Linked DNA regions of Homo sapiens: region 2 is linked to region 1. Evidence: chromatin contacts called from ENCODE Hi-C or POLR2A ChIA-PET data. All regions are on one chromosome and are shown on one strand. The core of a region is the stretch at or near the end of the contact, and the rest is flanking DNA. Distances in the headings are between cores, read along the strand shown. Region 1 holds the start of LYPD3 (LY6/PLAUR domain containing 3). Region 2 has its middle 15 kb from the start of IRGC.

The links. A loop is a pair of places that touch in the nucleus more often than their neighbours do. ChIA-PET counts read pairs that join two places held with the same protein, here RNA polymerase II (POLR2A). Pooled maps may share reads with other maps.
Region 2: a loop to region 1 is called in a pooled map, with 6 times the contacts of the local background. The contact joins the enhancer-like site here to the promoter of LYPD3 in region 1. A Hi-C loop is called at or near these places in 6 of 50 pooled maps. POLR2A ChIA-PET finds 5 or more read pairs at or near these places in 3 of 52 experiments (H1, WTC11 and activated naive CD4-positive, alpha-beta T cell).

Annotation. Positions count from the first base shown.
Region 1 is chr19:43,461,752-43,468,642 of GRCh38, reverse strand. It overlaps LYPD3 (LY6/PLAUR domain containing 3), which reads left to right and starts at 3,035. Exons shown (of 5, transcript NM_014400.3): 1 at 3,035-3,150; 2 at 4,187-4,318; 3 at 4,874-5,044; 4 at 5,356-5,517; 5 at 6,796-6,891. The coding sequence starts at 3,072. RefSeq lists enhancers at 4,283-4,814, 5,367-5,416, 5,447-5,506 and a silencer at 5,057-5,216.
Region 2 is chr19:43,697,233-43,704,123 of GRCh38, reverse strand. It overlaps the pseudogene LOC105372412. Among named protein-coding and RNA genes, the nearest start is that of IRGC, 15 kb to the left of the region's middle. RefSeq lists enhancers at 2,562-2,621, 2,712-2,761, 2,772-2,821, 3,180-3,680. Within about 2 kb of position 3,448, at least 35 of the 41 ENCODE cell types and tissues checked have a DNase peak (open chromatin) inside an H3K27ac peak, as active enhancers do.

The sequences.
Region 1 (6,891 bases), core at 1,786-4,285:
GGCCTGTGTCAATGTTCTCCACCAGGGACACACCTGTGGTTGAACAAGTTGGGTTTATTGCTTCTTGCAATGAGGGAGAAAACACACCATGAGGTAACTGTGAGGTGTCTAAGTAAAAGGGTGTTAGAAAGGATTGATTTTTTTTTTTTTTGAGTCAAAGTCTTGCTCTGTCACCCAGGTTGGAGGGCAGTGGCGCAAATCTCGGCTCACTGCAACCTCTGCCTCCTAGGTTCAGCGATTCTCCTGCCTCAGCCCCTACTCCCCAGGAACTGGGATTACAGGTGTGTGCCACCACACCCAGCTAATTTTTTGTATTTTTAGTAGAGACGGAGTTTCACCACATTGGCCAGTCTGGTCTCGAACTCTTGAGCTCAGGTGATCCACCCCCTTGGCCTCCCAAAGTGCTGGGATTACAGGTGTGAGCACCTGGCCAGAAAGGATTGATTTTAAGATTTGGGCTTGTGTGTGGTGGTCTTGGGAATGGTGCAAGGAAGTGGGACCTCGTTCTAGTTTGGATACTGTTAAACAGAGGAGGAGTAATGCTGTGGTTGGGCATTTGCATAAATCTCATTTATGAGGCAGGAGAAATAAAGTGAGGTTAAAGTTGTAACTTTAATATAATATAAGCAGTCATTTATATTAGCCAGGATATGGGGATGCTTAGTCATTCTGCGGTTTGCACAATGACCTTGTTTGTTTCTGTGTTCAGACATGGCTATGGATTGGTCTTGATTTTGTTTTTCTTTGTTTTTTGTTTTTTTGAGACAGGGTCTCACTCTGGTTGCCCAAGCTGGAGTGCAGTGTCGCAATCTCAGCTCACTGCAGCCTCAACCTCCCAGGCTCGGGTGATTCTCCCAGCTCAGCCTCTCAAGTAGCTGGGATTATAGGTGCACACCCCCACGCCCAGCTAATTTTTTGTATTTTCAGTAGAGACGAGGTTTCGCTGTGTTGCCCAGGCTATTGATTTGTTTCTTGATCCTTTACTGTCGCAGTGTGGCCTTGTCCAGGTTGGTGCTCTGTGAAATTATCTAGGCGCAGTTGAACTCCATGGCCTCACTATGTGTGTCAGGCCAACTCCCAGCTGTTAGGGGCTGTTTTTCTCTTTCTTCCATGGAAAACTACACGGCCCCCTGTTGGTTTCCTGGCCTTCTCTCTCACCCCTTCTAGAGTCATTTTCCTTTTTTACACAGAGTCCACAGTGACATTCTTTACCTTGTTTTTATTGAAGAATAACATACGTCCAGTGACAGGCCTGAGTCAGTGATTCTCAACGTATCTGTACACACATGCAGCTGTCACCTAGATGAAGATCGTGGGGGCTCCTCCCTGTTGCTCCTTCTGGGGCCATGCCCTCCCAAAGGTAACATGTGTTCTGATTTCTATCACCACTGGTTAGTTTTGTCTGTTCTGAAACTTCATATATATTCAGTTACACAGTATGTTTTGTTTGTTTGTTTAAGGCTTTCTAAACTCAACACCAAGTTTTTTCTTTTTTTAAAATAAAATGAGATGGGATCTCACTATGTTGCACAGCCTGGTCTCAAAACCCCTGGGTTCAAGTGATCCTCCCACCTTGGTGTCTCAAAGTGCTGGGATTACAGGTGTGAGCCACTGTGCCTGGCCCCAACACAAAGTTTTTGAGATATGTTGCTGCATATATCAGGTGTTGGATCTTTTCTATTGCTGTGTAGTATTCCATTGGCCGAACCAACCACTCTCTTTTGCCATTCACTTCTTTTTCTTTTTCCTTTTTTAAAATCATATATCCTACTCTCAGATCCATTTACTTTTTTTTAATTTTTAAATTTTTAAATTTTTTTTTTTGAGACAGGGTCTCACTCTGTTGCCCAGGCTGGAGTGCAGTGGCGTGATCTCAGCTCACTGCAACCTCCACCTCCTGGGCTCAAGTGATTCTCCTGCCCTACCCTTCCGAGTAGCTGGGACAGCAGGTGCACGCCACTGCACCTGGCTAATTTTTTTAAATTTATTATTTTTTTTTAATAGAGATGAGGTTTCGCCATGTTGCCCAGGCTGGTCTCAAACTCCTGATCTCAAGTGATCCACCCAGCTCGGCCTCCCAAATTGCTGGGATTACAGGCATGAGCCACCGCGCCCGGCCTCCATTTACTTCTTGATGGCTAGCTGCACTATTTCTCAGGTTGATCATATTAGGAAGCAAATCTATTATGTCCTCCAGCTCATTTAGACCCTCTTAAAGGTTCTCTACTATTCTCAAAATTAATCCAAATCTCTTGTCGGGGCCTCTGATGCCCTGAGTGTCTCGGCCTCTGCCTGACTCTTTCATCTCAGTTCCTGCCCTTCTCTCATGGACTTCTGAGCTCAGGAGCACTGCTCTCCTTTCCATGTTTGAATGGTCCATCCTACCTCCTACCTCCAGGTGCTCCCACGTGCTGTTCCCTCTGCTTGTAAAGGGCTGTGTCCCTCTCTTGACCTGCTCTAGCTGGCTACATCCTGCATGCCCTTGAGGTTGCATCTCAGATAACCTCAAGGAAGCCCTCACCGACCAGCCCCCACTTCTAGACTGCACATCTCCTTGTATCACTACACTTTTTCCTTCAGTGTCTTAGTCTCTTTGGTAAACACCAATTTGTACGATTATTTGATTAGCATCTGTCTCCCCCATCAGACTGTGAGCTCTGCCAGGACAGGCACTGGTTCTGTCTTCATCTCCAGCATTACCTAGACCAAAGCCGGGCACACTGTAGATGCTCATTTAACAGTTACCGAACACTGAATGTCGAGTAGCCCCAGCCTGTCTTTAAGCCCCACTACTCTCCCACTCCAAACACACACAGACTTTCTCCCGCGAGCTGTCAGGGAACCTCAGCTCCCACCCTTTCCCTCCTTGGCAACTTCACAGGGCAGGGACCGCTCTCCCTTGGATGACGCGCCTAGGGGCGGGGCCCCGCCCCACAGCCGACGCTGAGTTGGCCCGGTTGGGCAAGGCTGGGGTTGCCTGGGGCGAGGTTACTCATCCTGGGCTCAGGTAAGAGGGCCCGAGCTCGGAGGCGGCACATCCAGGGGGGACGCCAAGGGAGCAGGACGGAGCCATGGACCCCGCCAGGAAAGCAGGTGCCCAGGCCATGATCTGGACTGCAGGCTGGCTGCTGCTGCTGCTGCTTCGCGGAGGTGGGTCTGCTGCCCGGAGAGGTGGAGGGGGTAGAGTGGGGGCTCTTAGGGAGGAGGCTCCTCTGGCCCCGTACAGAGAAGGCTGTGGGAAGGATCCCCACATAAGCAGAGGGCACTGTGGGCAAAGTTCCCCCATCCTAAGCAAGGGAGGCAGAGGGAAGGGTCCTCCACCATGGGCCGTAGGAAGGGTTCCCCACCACGGACAAGGGGAGCTGTGGGCAAAATTTTCCTATCCTGAAGCTGCAGAAAGAAGTCCCCTGTTCCTAGGCCGGGCGCGGTGGTTCATGCCTGTAATCTCAGCACTTTGGGAGGCCGAGGCAGGCGGATCATGAGGTCAAACGATCGAGACCAGCCTGGCCAACATGGTGAAACCCTGTCTCTACTAAAAATACAAAAATTAGCTGGGCGCGGTAGCGCGAGCCTGTAGTCCCAGCTACTCGGGAGGCTGAGGCAGGAGAATCGTTTGAATCCAGGAGGGGAGGTTGCAGTGAGCCGAGATTGCGCCACTGCACTCCAGCCTGGCGACAGAGCGAGACTCCGTCTCAAAAAAAAAAAAAAGAAAAAAAGAAAAAAAGAAAAAAGTGTTCCCTGTCCTGGGCAGAGAAGCTGTGGGTAGTGTTCTCTCATTTGAGCAGAAGGGGGCTGTGGGAAGGGATCCCTCACTGAGCACAGTCTACTGTGGGAAAAGTTCTCCCACACACTGTGGGAAAAGTTCTCTCATTCTGAGCAGAAAACCGTGAGGAGGTATCCTTCCTACCCCGGGATGAGGGGCTTCATGGCGGGGATCGCCTACAGTGGGCATACAGGGCTGTCGGAAGGATGTGCCCACAGTTGGCATAGTGGGTGTGAAGGAAAAGGGTCCAGTGATTCCCGTGCTTCCAGATTTGTGGAAAGCTTTTCCCTACTCCTGCCCTGGAAAAGTGTGTGCAATAAGACTGTCTAATCCCGGGACAGAGGGCATGGGAAGGACTATTTCTCCTTGGGGGTGGACGCTTTAGCAAGGAGGGCTCAGGTCTATTCGGCTCCGCTCCCCCAGGAGCGCAGGCCCTGGAGTGCTACAGCTGCGTGCAGAAAGCAGATGACGGATGCTCCCCGAACAAGATGAAGACAGTGAAGTGCGCGCCGGGCGTGGACGTCTGCACCGAGGCCGTGGGGGCGGTGGAGACCAGTGAGTGGGGACCCCCGGGCCACGCACACCACTGCAGGCTCCTCCGGCCCAGCCCCGCCTCCTTATAGTCCTTTCTGGATCTGGCCACGCCCCTTTAACGCGGCCCCACCCCTCCCTTTCAGCCTGGCCGGGACCCTACGACACAGCCTTGCAGGCCAGGCCTTCTCTATTAACAATTACAAGCGCGAGGAGCAGAGAGTTGAGAACTGGGTGGGGCGGACGGGGAGAGCTCGGGTTTGGAACGAGGTCACGTCCTATGCACTTTTTCTGCTCCACCAATGAGACCTCCCCATCCCTGCCTGTCAACCAGGCTGTCTCCTCCGACTCAGCTCTTTGAGGTTCCGCCCCCGTTCCGTGACCCCGCTCCTCCCTGCTTCGGTCGTTCTTTCCGCTCTGAGCGGCTCTTTGGGGGCGTCCATCCGCCAATTCCTGCCTGTCGGTCCTGTGGTGTTGGCCTATTTGAGGCCCCGCCCCTCCCAGACCCTACCCAACTCTGGGCCACGCCCCATCTGAGACCACGCCCACAGCTAATCCCGCCCTTGTCCCTCTCCCTAGTCCACGGACAATTCTCGCTGGCAGTGCGGGGTTGCGGTTCGGGACTCCCCGGCAAGAATGACCGCGGCCTGGATCTTCACGGGCTTCTGGCGTTCATCCAGCTGCAGCAATGCGCTCAGGATCGCTGCAACGCCAAGCTCAACCTCACCTCGCGGGCGCTCGACCCGGCAGGTCCGTGGGGGCCGGGCCGTAGCTGCGGGGGCGGAGCCACATTCGGGCCTGCCAAGATAGAGGTGGAGCCGTGGCAGAGGCGGGAGTACTCGACCTGGGCTGGGGGTGGGGTCACACTCTGGGGCGGGGCCAAGAGGCAGCAGGAGGGACTTTCTGGCTGTAGGCGCCGCGAGGTTGCGCGCTGGGGCGGGGCTACTAGTAGGCGGGGTCATCGATAGTGCCGGGGCCAGGCCTTAGGGGCGGGGCTAGAGGACGAGCTGCGGTTCCCGAACCCTTTCGACACCTTTTCTTCCTCTCGGCTCCCCTCGCAGGTAATGAGAGTGCATACCCGCCCAACGGCGTGGAGTGCTACAGCTGTGTGGGCCTGAGCCGGGAGGCGTGCCAGGGTACATCGCCGCCGGTCGTGAGCTGCTACAACGCCAGCGATCATGTCTACAAGGGCTGCTTCGACGGCAACGTCACCTTGACGGCAGGTGAGGGAGCCCCGGAGCACGGGACCTACGGGAGTTGTGGTAGCCCTTCTGAAGCACCCTGGGCGGTAGGGAGCCCTTTACCCAAAGCGTTTCCTTAACCTGCGACGCATTCTGGGAATCGTGGGGCCTAGGTGCTTGTATCGTAGGGCATCATGGAAAATGCAGTCCCTTCCCCCAACATATTAATAGTGTGGGGATAGTGATGCTTTGTCCCAGAGTGTTTTGGAGGGAAATGCATTTCCATAGAGGGCTGCCAGGTACTTAAGAGGTATTTAAGCCTCTAAGCTTCTGCCCAGGCACTGCGGGGAATCTCTAGTTCTTAGCCCTTAAAACTCAAGGGGTCCCCCGCCTGTCCCAGACTATTGAGAAATGTAACCATGGAAAATGAAGTTCTTCAAATCCCATCCCCTGCCAGTTATGCTATGGAAGATGTAGTTCTTTTTTATTTTATTATTACTATTTTTTTTTAAAGACAGCATCTTGCTCTATCGCCTAGCCTGGAGTGTAGTGGCGCAATCATAGCTCACTGCAGCCTCTACCTCTTGGGCTCAAGCAGTCCTCCCGCCTCAGCCTCCCAAGTAGCTGGGACTACAGGGTGCACCGCCACGACTGGTTCCTTTTATTTTTGGTAACAGTGGGGTCTTGCCATGTTACCCAGGCTGGTATTGAACTCTTGGGCTAAGAGATCCCCCTGCCTAGGTCTCCCAGAGTGCTGGGATTACAGCCGTGAACCACTGAGCCTGGTGTGGAGATGTAACTCTGACTCTAAGAGTAAATTCTGATGGGGAGGTAAAAGCCAGGGTGAAGGCTAAGGGGATAATGGTGAGAGGGTTGTAGAGGAAGTTTGTTCTGCACTGTGGTCTTGTGAGAGGTCTTGTATCTCAGTCTAAGCCTTTGTTTTAAACCCTACTTTTGGTTCAGCCTACACACATTTCCATTCAAAGCACAATGGAAAATGTTAATCCACCATGTGCCAAAGACAGTGAGTCTGTCTGTTTCTCATAGTAGGACCTGAGTTGAGATTTTGGGATTAATGGATGCAGAGACTTTCTGTCTCATTTTGGGGGTTCTCTGTTCTTTTTTTTTTTTGCAAGACAGAGTCTCACTCTGTTGCCCAGTGATCCACCTGCCTCGGCTTCCCAAAGTGCTGGGATTACAGGCGTGAGCCACCACGCCCGGTCAGGTTCTCTGTTCTTGTCTGATGCCTCTAAGTTTTGTTCTGGCCATGTCAACCTCTCTCCCTCCAGCCACTGACCTATCTGTGTCTCCTTCCTGCAGCTAATGTGACTGTGTCCTTGCCTGTCCGGGGCTGTGTCCAGGATGAATTCTGCACTCGGGATGGAGTAACAGGCCCAGGGTTCACGCTCAGTGGCT
Region 2 (6,891 bases), core at 2,199-4,698, 240 kb before region 1:
TGGTAATCCCAGCATTTTGGGAGGCCGAGGCAGGCAGATTGCCGGAGCTCAGGAGTTGGAGACCAGCCTGGGCAACATGGCAAAACTCCATCTCTACTAAATATACAAAAATTAGCTGGGCATGGTGGCACGCCTGTAATCCCAGCTATTGGGGAGGCTGAGGGAGGAGAATCACTTGAACCTGGGAGGCAGAGGCTGCAGTGAGCTGAGTTTGCGCCACTTCACTCCAGCCTGAGTGACAGAGTGAGACTCTGTTTCCAAAGGTAAAAAACAAAAACAAAAACAAAAAAACAACTAGTAACTGGCAAAGTGTTGGCTTTCGAACCCAGACAGACTGGAACCTGAGTACATCCTCTGAACCACTATGCTGAGCTCTGTGGCTATGTCTCTTGTACGCATATTCAACTAGTCACTTTTTTTTTTTTTTGAGTCAGGGTCTCACTCTGTCGCCCAGGCTGGAGTGCAGTGGCGCGATCGCAGCTCACGGCAGCCTCAACCTCCCAGGCTCAAGTGATCCTCCCACCTCAGCCTCCTGAGTAGCTGGGAACACTGGTGTGTGCCCCCACACCCAGGCTAATTTTTGATTTTTTTGTAGAGACAGGTGAACTAGTCACTTTTGATATGAGCTTTCTATGAAGGATTTAGAAGAATGTCACAGATCCATGGGTGAAGGGAGATCTCCCCTGAAGGATTAGGATATTCTAGGCCTTCTGCAAACAGGCAGGGATGGGTGTGGGTTATGCTAAGCTCTCAGTATGCTTTATTTTATTCCATCCTCCCTCCCAGAAAGGATGTGTCCGTCCTACAAGAGTCGAAAGCATGGGCTCTGATGCACAGGGAAGTATTTATGGGTGAAATATGATATCTGGGATTTGCTTTAAATGTCTCAGCACAAAAAGGAAAGAAGGGAAGAGGGAGGGAATATAGGAAGGCAAGAAGGGAGAAAGGAAGAAAGAAGTATGAAGGAGAGGAGGGAGAAAGAGAGAGAGGAGGAAAGAAGGGAGAAAGGAAGGAGGGAGAGAGAAAGAGCAAAGGAGGGAGGGTAAAAGCAAAGGAAAGGCCAGGAGCAGTGGCTCACGTTGTAATCCCAGCACTTTGGGAGGCCAAGGCGGGCGGGTCACTTGAGGTCAGGAATTCGAGACAGGCCTAGCCAACAAGGTGAAACCCCGTCTCTACTAAAAATACAAAAATCAGCTGGGCACGGTAATGCGTGCCTGTAATCCCAGCTACTCTGGAGGCTGAGGCAGGAGAATCGCTGGAACCTGGGTGGCGGAGGTTGCAGGGAGCCGAGATCACGCCACCGCACTCCAGCATGGGCAACAGAGCAAGAGACTCCATCTCAAAAAAAAAAAAGCAAAAGAGAGAGGTGAGGAGGGAGGAAGAGGGGAAGGTGTAGGAAAGGAGGAGGCAGGGAAGGGGGAAGGAAGAGAGAGATAATTTGGCAAAATGTGCATAATTTTGGACACTGAGAGATTGATACTGAAGGGTCATTTAATGACTGCTTCCAGCTGCAAACATCTCCTGGGCGCCTGCTATGGGCTCTGGGCTCAGTCACATTTTGGTCCCATCATAGATTGGGGTATCAGTCTGTCATAGATATTATACTATTTTCTCTACTTTTGTGTATATTTGGACATTTTCTTAATGTTTAAGGGGGGGAAATTTTATCTTCTAGAGTCAGACAGATGTGTGTTCAGTCCCAATGTTCTTCATACTAGCAGTCTCTTAGCCTCCTTCAGCCTCAGTTTCTTCCTCTATACAATGTGGATAAATAATAGCACAGTCCTCATGATTAACAACCTGAAGACATGACTATTTCAATTGGTTGAAAGCTTAGGGTGGGCCAAGCCTTGTGCTTAATGTACCTTACAATAACACCTTACAATATGGGAACACAAGGCTCAGAGATGTTATGAAACTTGTCCAAGACTACACTGCAGATAAATTGTGAATCCACACCACAAACCCAGGTCTGTTTGAGTCTAAAGATCTTTTATTTTTTTTCAATTTTTTTATTTTAATTTTTTTTTTTTTCCTGAGACGGAGTCTCACTTTGTCGCCCAGGCTGGAGTGCAGTGGCGCGATCTTGGCTCACTGCAAGCTCCACCTCCCAGGTTCACGCCATTCTCCTGCCTCAGCCTCCCGAGTAGCTGGGACTACAGGTGCCCACCACCACGCCTGGCTAATATTTTTTTTTTTTTGTATTTTTAGTAGAGACGGGGTTTCACCATGTTAGCCAGGATGGTCTTGATCTCCTGACCAGCTGGGACTACAGCTATACCTGTAGTCCACCACCATGCTAGGCTAACTTTTCAATGTTTTGTAGAGATGGGATCTTGCTATATTGCCCAGGCTGGTCTTGAACTCCTGGCCTCAAGCAATCCTCCTACCTCAGCCTCCCAAAATCACACTGTGATTACAGGCATGAACCACTGCGTCTGACCCACATTAACTGTTTCTTACTGCATCTGCCTTGGAGCCTTTGCCTTTCCAGTTCCCTCTGCCTGGAATGTCCTCCTCCCCCACCTCAGACAACTGCATGGCCTTCTCCCTTGCCCCACGTAGGTCTTTACTTCCTCAATTAGGTCTTTACTTACGTCACCTTACTGAGGCTCTTACTCACCATGTATAAGATCATATCTCTTTGGCAGCGTTCCCCATTCTCCTTCCCCGCACTGTTTCCTTCCTAGTACTCACTGATATGTGATGTACGATATGTGATATTTATTTATTATGTGTCTCCTCCACTAAAATACCACTTCCATAAGAGCACAGAATTTTGTCTGTATCGCCAGTGTCTCATTTACAAAAGAATACATAGCTTGTGACTGATAAAGATTTGTTAGATGAATGTTAAATGAATTGTTTCTATTCTTTCGGTTGGGCTTTCTGTTACTTTCAGTTTTTGTTTTTGAGACGGAGTCTCGCTTTGTTGCCCAGGCTGGAGTGCAGTGACGCAATCTCAGCTCACTGCAACCTCCGCCTCCCAGGTTCAAGTGATTCTCCTGCCTCAGCTTCCTGAGTGACTGGGAACACAGGCACTCGCCACCATGCCCGGCTAAGTTTTTGTATTTTTAGTAGAGACGGGTTTCGTCCTATTGGCCAGGCTGGTCTCAAACTCCTGACCTCAAGTAATCTGCCGGCCTCGGCCTCCCAAAGTGCTGGGATTACAGGCGGGAGCCACTGCGCCTGGCGGGGGCGGTCTCTTTCAAGCCCCCTAGAGCCACGCCGCCTAATCTGTCTGGTGCATGGCCTGGAGTGATTTCTTAGGTAGCCCTCCCTCCCACTGTCATAGCCCCCAGGCACTGGGATTACAGGCGTGAACCACTGCGCTCAGCCACTTTCAGCAGAAAGCAAATGGTTCCTGGCATTCTGCCTGTGGTGAGCAACCCAGTTTCACTTCTCCGCTCAATCCTCTGAGTTCAGTTCCAGATGCAGCATTTGGTCTTATGCCCACCCTGGCCAGACACTGTTGTCGGTTTGTCCCCTCCAGGTTCACCAGTTGAAGTAACTTAACCTCCCCTGGCCTCAGAGGAGAGAGGACCACATCAGGGCCCTCTTTGAGGCTAAAACTTCAGAAAAAGGAAACTCAAACCACTTGGCATTGTGAGATGTGATTCATTCAGATCTGGTTACAGCTGGGAGATTGGGCCCACACAGAAGAGGGGCTCCTCACCCCACCCATGCCCCCTGCCCCGTCTTGGCCCATGGTGGGGGTGGAGGAGGCTGCTCTGAAAACCTTGGAAGAGGGTGTATCGGATCCTCAAGCCCCGCCTTGGCTGCCCAGGATTTTGCTAGACCCCAAACAGGGAGAACAAAAGAGAAGTTGCTTGTCAATGTGTGGGAGAAGAGACACATCCCTGGTGTCTGGGAGCAGCCGGATATTGGGTATCCCCTCGTTTGAAGAAGGAGGCTTAGTAACTTGAGGAAGAAGAACAGCCCTCTTCTGAGGGAGGAGGTTTGGCCTTGGGGAAGGTGCTAATCTGAGGGGGGAGGTATAGCGCCCCGCCCCAACTTAGTTGAGCAGACGCCTGATCTCAGCAGCAGGTGAGTGGCCTTAGTCTGAGCGGGGAAGACACACCCTAGGCTGATGGAGGCATGGCCTTTGGGACCCTGGTGTGAGGAAAGAGGACTTAGCCTTGAGTAAGCCCTGAGTCTGGAGCAGAAGGTCTGGCTTTGGGAAACGCTAGTCTGAGGGAGGAAGCTCATCCCTGCTTCCTGAGTTTCTCACCAGAGGCTTCCAGGTCTCCGCATTGCCCCAGCAGAGGGGAGCCAGGGCACCATCTAGCGACGTGCCGAACAAGCAGGTGGAGGGGGCCTCCCGGGCGGCGGGGTGGTCCAGGCGGGATTCCTTAGCACAGCGTCGCGGTTGCCAGGACTACCACCAGAACCGGGAGGGAGAGGCGGAGGCCGGGCGCGGCGCCCGAGCGGCAGTGGGACTCTAGGACGGCGCGGCGGTGGGGGCTGCAGTGGCTCGACAGCCAGTGTCTTGGGAGCACAGAGAGCCCGTGGGTCCAGTCCAGGGCGCTGCACAGGTCTCGGGAGCCGCAGCCGCGTACGTTCACGTTCCGGCCGCCTGCCGAGACGGAGACAGGGTGCAAGGAGGGGACGTGGGGGCGCGCGCAGGCAGAAGGCCACCCCCGCGCGCACCCAAGCGCACACGCGCGCGCCTTGCACACGCACAGGGCCCGCGAGCCCCTCGAGTCCATGTCCTTCGTGAAAGCTCATCAGGAATGTTCTTTTCTTTGAGCTGGGAGCTGGTCACGGCTGTCTCTCTCTCGTTGTCACTCTTTCTACCTTACACGTATGTTACAGGTGTGTTTTCACTCGTGTGCAATGTTTGTTTCCTTTTTTAAAAACTTTTTTTAAAAAAATGAGACAGAGTCTCGCTCTGTCACCCAGGCTGGAGTGCAGTGGCACAATCACAGCTCACTGCAGCCTCGACCTCCTGGGCTCTGGTGATCCTCCCACCCCAGCCTCCTGAGTAGCTGCGACTGCAGGCCGTAGCACCAGGCCCAGCTAATTATTTTGAAAATTTTTTGTAGAGATAGGGTCTGCCTCTGTTGCCCAGGCTGGTCTCAAACTTCCAGGCTCAAGCGATCCTGGCCTCCTAGAGAGCTGGGATTACAGGTGTGAGCTACCACACCTGGCCCAGAAAATTTTAAATTACACACGTGTCTTACATTACATTTCTTTCAGAAAGCACTGATATAGTTTAGTGGATTATCTTATTCAATTCTCACAACAGTCTTAGGACTTAGCGACTGTTGTTATTCCCGTTTTGTTGTTGTTTTTTCTTTTTTTTTTTTTGAGACGAGGTTATGAAACTTGTCCAAGACTACACTGCAGATAAATTGTGAATCCACACCACAAACCCAGGTCTGTTTGAGTCCAAAGATCTTTTATTTTTTTCAGTTTTTTAATTTTATTTATTTTTTTTTTCTGAGACGGGATCTCGCTTTGTCGCCCAGGCTGGAGTGCAGTGGCGCCATCTCGGCTCACTGCAAGCTCCGCCTCCCGGGTTCACGCCATTCTCCTTCCTCAGCCTCCTGAGTAGCTGGGGCTACAGGCACCTGCCACCACGCCCGGCCAATTTTTTGTATTTTTAGTAGAGATGGGGTTTCACCATGTTAGCCAGGATGGTCTCGATCTCCTGACCTCGTGATCCGCCCGCCTTGGCCTCCCAAAGTGCTGGGATTACAGGTGTGAGCCACCACGTCCGGCCCTCCCCTGTTTTTTAAAGAACTTGTTGCATACCAAGTTATCCCCTTTTACAGATGGAGAAATTGAGGCACAGAGAGGCAAAGTCACCTGGTCAAGGTCACCCAGCTCAGGTGGTGGATTCAGCATTTGAACCCAGGCAGCCTGGCCCTAGAGTCCTGTTCTTATGCCCTTTACTCTGTCACCTCCCTCATGAGTTCACTTTGTCCTCACAACGCCCTTCAAGGTGTGTGTCTACCATCCCCAATTACCAGAAGAGAAAACAGAGGCTCAAAGAGATAAAGTCACTTGCCTTGAGCTACACAGAGTAAAGGGTGGAGGGGAGACTCCAAACTCAAGCACACCAGTATCCAAATCTAACGTGCTAAGGCTCACTCGTGCACACACACATGTGCACACACACACACATGCTGTCCCCATTACCTTCTTCACACACACACACACACACACACATGTGCTGTCCCCATTACCTTCTTCAGACGTTAGGTCCAGCTGGACACACTCAGATTCCCCACTGGGACACTGCATGTAGAAGGAGGAATTGCAGGGCTCCAAGTAGCTCCCAGGACATGTAGGACACAATATCTCACTCAGGGTGTGTGAGGCCAGATGAGCTGCTGTGTAGAAGAGGATGAAGGTCAGTCAGAAGGAATCTCAGGACCTCCCGGGGCCCCGAGTGCACTCCTAGGCTCTACCACATTGTCACGAACTTAATATTGTCATGACCTTGGTGGGATTTCCTCCCAAGCTGGGATCAGGGTGCCTGAGGGCAGCCTGGTTGGGGTTGAGTGATGTTCCTTCCTGCATTCCTTCCTCAACTCTGCCTCCAGAGTCACCCACCACCTCCTTGGCCACCCATCTGACTGCTTTCTGGTGACAGCATACCGAGAGGGGTGGGCTCCTGGTAGTTGCCTTGGCAACAGGTGGTGTTGACGCAGAAGCCAAAGCCAACACCATAGGTCAGGGCATAGATGGAGTTGCCAAATTTGCAGTCCTTGGAGGTCACGCAGAAACCGTTTCTCCAGGAGACAGGGTTACCTTCGCCAAAGCCTGGAGAGAGATGGAGGCCAGGCTAGTGAGGAAAGGCAATCACAACCCACCACCCAACCGAACTCCCCAAATCTCTCTGAGTATTTCCCTGATGGCATTCACTCTGCCTGAGATCTCCCC